Regions from separate parts of the Homo sapiens genome. Here region 2 is linked to region 1. The links are chromatin contacts, found by Hi-C or POLR2A ChIA-PET in ENCODE. All regions are on one chromosome and are shown on one strand. Each heading gives the region's core, a stretch centred on a gene start or an enhancer-like site at or near the end of the contact. The rest is flanking DNA. Distances are from core to core; before and after follow the strand shown. Region 1 holds the start of TMCC1 (transmembrane and coiled-coil domain family 1). Region 2 holds the start of STAG1 (STAG1 cohesin complex component).

Region 1 (2,537 bases), core at 11-2,510:
CAAGTTATTTCCCCTGCAACCCTGCTGAAAAAAACCTGAATAGCTTCTACCAAGCACTCAGATTAAAGTCCCAAATCCGGCCGGGTGTGGTGGCTCATGCCTGCAATCCCAGCACTTTGGGAGGCCGAGGCGGGCAGATCACAAGGTCAGGAGTTCCAGACCAGCCTGGCCAAGATGGCGAAACCCCATCTCTACTAAAAATACAAAAATTAGCCAGGTGCGCTGGCGTGCGCTGGTAGTCCAGCTACTCCGGAGGCTGAGACAGGAGAATCGCTTGAACCCAGGAGGCGGAGGTTGCAGTGAGCTGAGATCGAGCCATTGCACTCCAGCCTGGGTGACCTGGGTGACAGAGTGAGACTCTGTCTCAATAAATAAATAAATAAATAGGTCCCCAATCCTCACCTGTTCTCGCCTACCTCTTCCCACACTCGCAGTCTACTCCACATTCAATATTCTTTAGCGCTCCCCATTCTGGCCATGCCAAGACCTCACCCCTTGGAGCAACTAACTCCTCCCAACTCAATTCCTCAGATTCTACCCTCTTCATCCTCAACTAAATCAATTCCCCCATAAAGATTCTCTTAGTACCATATACCTCTCAGAAGATTTTTACTAATTGAAAACTTAATTTTGTCTGATTCTCCCATGAATGTTTTCCTTCTCCACCAGATCTCAAACTTCATGAGACCAGGGACTCCGTTGACCCCATATGGTACTCCCAGCTCCTTGAACACGGAAGAAGCCTCATTACATAAGTAATAAAAATAAAATAAATTAGGAAAATGGGAATTATAAAGGGATGGGCTGGTGGCTGCTTACAATCCCTTCAGTGGTAATACCTGGTGCAAAGTAATGAGTCTCTGCCCTTTTCCAAGCAGCCTGCTAGGTGGAATGAAGGAAGGCCTTGCGACTCAAATAGGGAGAACAAACGTGTGATCCAGAGCGGCGGGCAGAAATCCGACGAAACCCCATATTACTCAGGGGCGTTGCTCCTAGGGCGAGGGTGGCTCGGTTCCTAGAGCTTTTTGAGAGGAGGAGCTTACCTGGAGCAACTCAGCACTACCTGCAGCGGCGCAGCTCAACCAGCCCAGAGACCGCGTGGGAAGGCGGGCTAGGGGAGGGGCCACGCCTTCCAGGGCCCATCCCCGCCCCTGCGGCGTGCGCGCGCCCGTCCGCCCGCTCCCTTGCGCGTGCGCCGCCGGCCGGGGGCGGAGGTTGTGGGCGGTGGCGGCTGTGGCGGGGGCGCGCGCGCGCTCGCTCTCTCGCGCCGGTTCGCCCTCCCGCGCCGGGGCTGAGGCGGCGGCGGCGGTGGCGGTGACTGAGGCGGCGGCGGCTGAGGCGGCGCGGGGGGAGGGTCGGGAGGGGGGGGTGGTTGTGGGGGATGGACCGGGTGCGGCGGCCGCAGTGGAAGGAGCAGGCGCTTGAGCTCGAGCGACGGCGCTGGCGGAGACGCCGGCTGCTCCTCCCCTCCCCGCCGGTGAGTGAGCGCCCCCGCCCCGGACGCTGGCGGCGGTCGCGGCCCCCTCACGGCCCTCCGCGGTGGGTGGGGACAGTCGTGAGGGAGCGTGGCCTGGCGGCGCAGCGGACGCGGGCCTGGCCTCCCGCTCGCGGCCTGTCGGGGCTGGGACCTGCCGTCGCCCCCGTTCGAGGTTGAAGCCCCGGGCCTAGGACTCGACCCCCAGCATCCCACGGGGCCTCTTTCCTTTCCCGGCTCATTCCGCTGTCATTTTGACCTGGGGTTCCCCTCCAGCCCCTCGCCTCGTTCCCTTCCCAGCATCCCAGGGCCGAGGTGAGGGAGGGGCGTGTGAGAAGTCGGGCCGAGGCCCGAGGGACTGTTTAGGAGCCGGTTCCCGTCGGAATCTGGGGTTTTAGGAGCCCTCGATCGCCATGGCGTCCCAGAAGTTAGCCACCAGGACTCAGCCATTTCCACCTGAAACCAGTTTTGCACCTATTGTTTTGATTTTGAACTGTCTTTCGAGGGGAGGAGGGAGCCCGGCGTACTGGGGAGAATATGTAGTGGGAGGTGGGATGTGAGGAGGAGCTGGCTGGGCTTGGTCTCGGCCTCAGGATGCCCCCTGTTAACCCCTGTAGGATAGGGGAAAGAGGTGCAGCGAGTTGCACCTTCCCTAAAGGGCCAGAGATTCGTTTATAGCTTGCGAATCTCTGCTTTTTCAGCCTCGGTAAAGGGGTATCATTTGTGGTTGGTTTGGTTCGTCCCTTAACAACATTCTTGGTGAGGAATCCCCAGGTGAATCTGCCACGGAGTGAAGCAGCCCACTTGAGCTGTTGGCTACCCCCGGCCCCCGCAACGCCCGTTGGCTTTTGTGACACGTTACACGTTAGTGTTGGTAGAGCCTAGCCGTCAGAGGTACCTGTACCATAAGCATCTCTACGAAAGGTGTGAATTCCTAAATTAGCTTATTCTGTTCTTAAAAAAAAAAAATCCAGGGCATAAATATCAGATAGCTGCTTTAAAATAAAACAAAACTTTGATTTGTTCCAGGAGGTAGATACATTTTTTTCTCTGTATATTAGGA
Region 2 (2,537 bases), core at 13-2,512, 6.9 Mb before region 1:
GTCACGAATTCATATCCAATCTGGTCAGTTATGACTTCCTCCAGCGAAAAGCCACACATCTTGCAAACCCTTGAGAGAGAAAACACAAATAGGGGTAACCTACTGGAGACAGGCCCTTAAGACTATAAAGTAGTTGAGCGATTCCATACTGAAATAGAGTTGGCTATAGCGATAGAGAAGTTAGTCATATATGGGGCTAATGATCCAGGAGAGTAAGGATTCACTTTTGTGGTGAAAAGTTGTAAGCAGGTGAAAGGTAGGGATCCATGGCCACGGACGGGCAGGTGGAGATCAGGGAAGAGGCGACGTTAAACATAAATAGTTTGTTAATGATTTCACCTTACTGATTATTTCTCTTTTGGCATCTAGAAGGCTAAGATTCTCATGTGTATTTCAGAGCTACTGAAAGTAGTCCTAGGTTGTGGAGGGAGAAATCCACTTTCACAGCTGAGTCTATCTTCTCAGTCTAGTTATATTCTCCTCTCACAAACTAGCCAATGCTGCCGCCTTATGCAAAGCCGACACCACGGAAAGATGTGCTTTACAGAGGCAGGATGACGCCAATCGGCCTAGGGCCGGCGGTGTTTCGTCTAGATTAATGGCGAGGGAAGTCCCCAATAGTCCTTTTGAAACCTTTTCACTCTTGCCTGGTGAAAGCGCTTGTCAGCCGTAAATCGCGAATACAATGCTAAGCTCTGAGGCCCTTGCTAAATCCAAGTAGGAGCAGGGATCTGCGCGGCCTCACCCTCGGGTTTCCGCAGGGCGTCTCGAGAGCTGCGGATGGGGGCAGCAGGAGCCGGGCGGGAACAGAGGAAAGCGCCGGCCCTGAGACCTAGGGAGGAGCCTCGGTGAAGGAACCCGGGGCGGGTTCCTGCCTAGATCTCCAAGAAGCTCCAAAAATGGCGGGCGGCAACTCGGCGAGCCGGACGCGCAGGCGCCACCGTGGCCGTCCTTCCGCCAGCCGCGGGCGGCCCAAGAACCGTCCACAGCGCCCTTATCCAGAAGCCTACGCCTCTCGCGATTGGCTGAACTGCGCGAGCGCTCCGTGTGGGGGCGGGGCCGCCACGCAGCGGCCACGTTTCCCGCCCCGCTGGTGCGCGTGCGCGCAATCCCCACTGGAAAGCGTTTGCGCGCGCCCCTGCCGCGGCCCCTAGCTCGCGCCTCAGCTCCCTCCCCTTTCCGGGCAGGCCCGTCCCGTCAGCAAGGCAGTGAGCACCGCGGCCAGCAGAGGGCGGTCCGGACCCAAGTCTGCAGCGGCGCCATTGGCGTGTGGAAAATGCCACCAGATGGCGGGTTAGGATTGCAGCTCCGTTGAAGGCGCGGCCCCCGCTCCCGAACCCCCGGCGACCACCCCGTAACAACCCCCCCACATCGGGAATAACACACCGGAGACTTTTGGGGGGAAACTAGGTCGATGGTCGGCGGCGCCCGGATGGGCAGCTGAGGTGAGTGCGGGCGGCGGCGACGGCGGCGGGGGGCGGGAAAGAGGGGGAATGCGGCGGCAGCGGCGCGGGGGCTGGAAGCGCCGATCCAAGATGGAGGCCGGGCGAGAGCGAGAGAGCGCGAGCGGCGAGCGGGCGGGCCGGGCGCGGGCCCCGTGCGGGGGAGGGAGGCCGCGCGGGCCTGTGCGGGGTGCGGCGGTCGTGGGCCGTCCGAGTGCCCGGAGAGACGTCTGTGGGCGCGGTGGGCACCCCGGCGTCTTCGTCGCTTGCCACCCCTCCCGCGGGCACCAAAAATTTTGCCCCCGCCCGCCCGGGCACTACGGCGACAGGCGCGGAAGCCTTTGTGGCGCGCTCGGGCCCGCCGCCAAGCCCGCCCTCCGCCCCCCCCCGCCCGGGCTCTCGGGAGTCGCCCGCGCCCAGCGGGGCCGGGCCGACGCGGGCTGGCGCGAATGCCTTCCGCCGCCTGCCGACCTGCGTTTCTGCGGTGTTTTAGCGGCGGCGGCGTCACATGACAACGAGTTCATTTCAGCGGAGGGGCCTGGGGGGTCGCTCGGCGGGGCGGCTGGCCCAGGCTTCTTGTTGGCGGGGTGGGGCAGCGGGGTGGCGGCTGGGGGAGATGCATCAATGCTGGGCTTTCCAGCTATCTGCCCTCTCAGCCCCCGACGGGGGCCTCCTTGTGAAACGTGTCCAGGCCTAAGCACTGCCCCGCTAGTTTGCCAGTCCCCTGAGAGACGAGGCCAATAAAAGTTGTTTTCCCTCCTTTCTCGAGGTGGGGGCGGGGTGGGAAACTAGAGTGCTTGGAGTTGGACCTGAGCCCCGTTTGCAGGGTCCGAACTGGGTTCTTCTTGTATGGTATGGGTACTAAGAAATTTTCAGGTTTTAGGATTGTCACGTCACCCCCATCTACCCACATTTGAAATGTTATCTGTCGATTCTCTTCACATTGCAGGGAATCGTGCTCCGGGAGTATAAGTCATAGGATAGTTTTGGACACTTACAGACAAAAAAAAAACAAAAAAAAAAAACGCAATTTGTCATAAAAAAAAATTATTTGCTGTTAAAGTTGGTGTTAAGATGGATAGAGTTTATTCTCGT

What was found. A loop is a pair of places that touch in the nucleus more often than their neighbours do. ChIA-PET counts read pairs that join two places held with the same protein, here RNA polymerase II (POLR2A). Pooled maps may share reads with other maps.
Region 2: a loop to region 1 is called in a map of naive thymus-derived CD4-positive, alpha-beta T cell, with 14 times the contacts of the local background. The contact joins the promoter of STAG1 here to the promoter of TMCC1 in region 1. A Hi-C loop is called at or near these places in 1 of 168 maps with a recorded cell type or tissue (naive thymus-derived CD4-positive, alpha-beta T cell) and 6 of 50 pooled maps. POLR2A ChIA-PET finds 5 or more read pairs at or near these places in 1 of 52 experiments (endothelial cell of umbilical vein).

The regions. Positions count from the first base shown.
Region 1 is chr3:129,892,434-129,894,970 of GRCh38, reverse strand. TMCC1 (transmembrane and coiled-coil domain family 1) reads left to right here and starts at 1,260. Exons shown (of 7, transcript NM_001017395.5): 1 at 1,260-1,477. It overlaps TMCC1-DT (TMCC1 divergent transcript), which reads right to left and starts at 1,100. Exons shown (of 3, transcript NR_037893.1): 1 at 1,044-1,100. RefSeq lists a silencer at 1,003-1,732 and enhancers at 1,094-1,885, 1,886-2,537.
Region 2 is chr3:136,751,103-136,753,639 of GRCh38, reverse strand. STAG1 (STAG1 cohesin complex component) reads left to right here and starts at 1,262. Exons shown (of 34, transcript NM_005862.3): 1 at 1,262-1,445. It overlaps STAG1-DT (STAG1 divergent transcript), which reads right to left and starts at 969. Exons shown (of 1, transcript NR_185911.1): 1 at 1-969. RefSeq lists enhancers at 1-885, 679-998, 886-1,817 and silencers at 1,009-1,238, 1,559-1,938.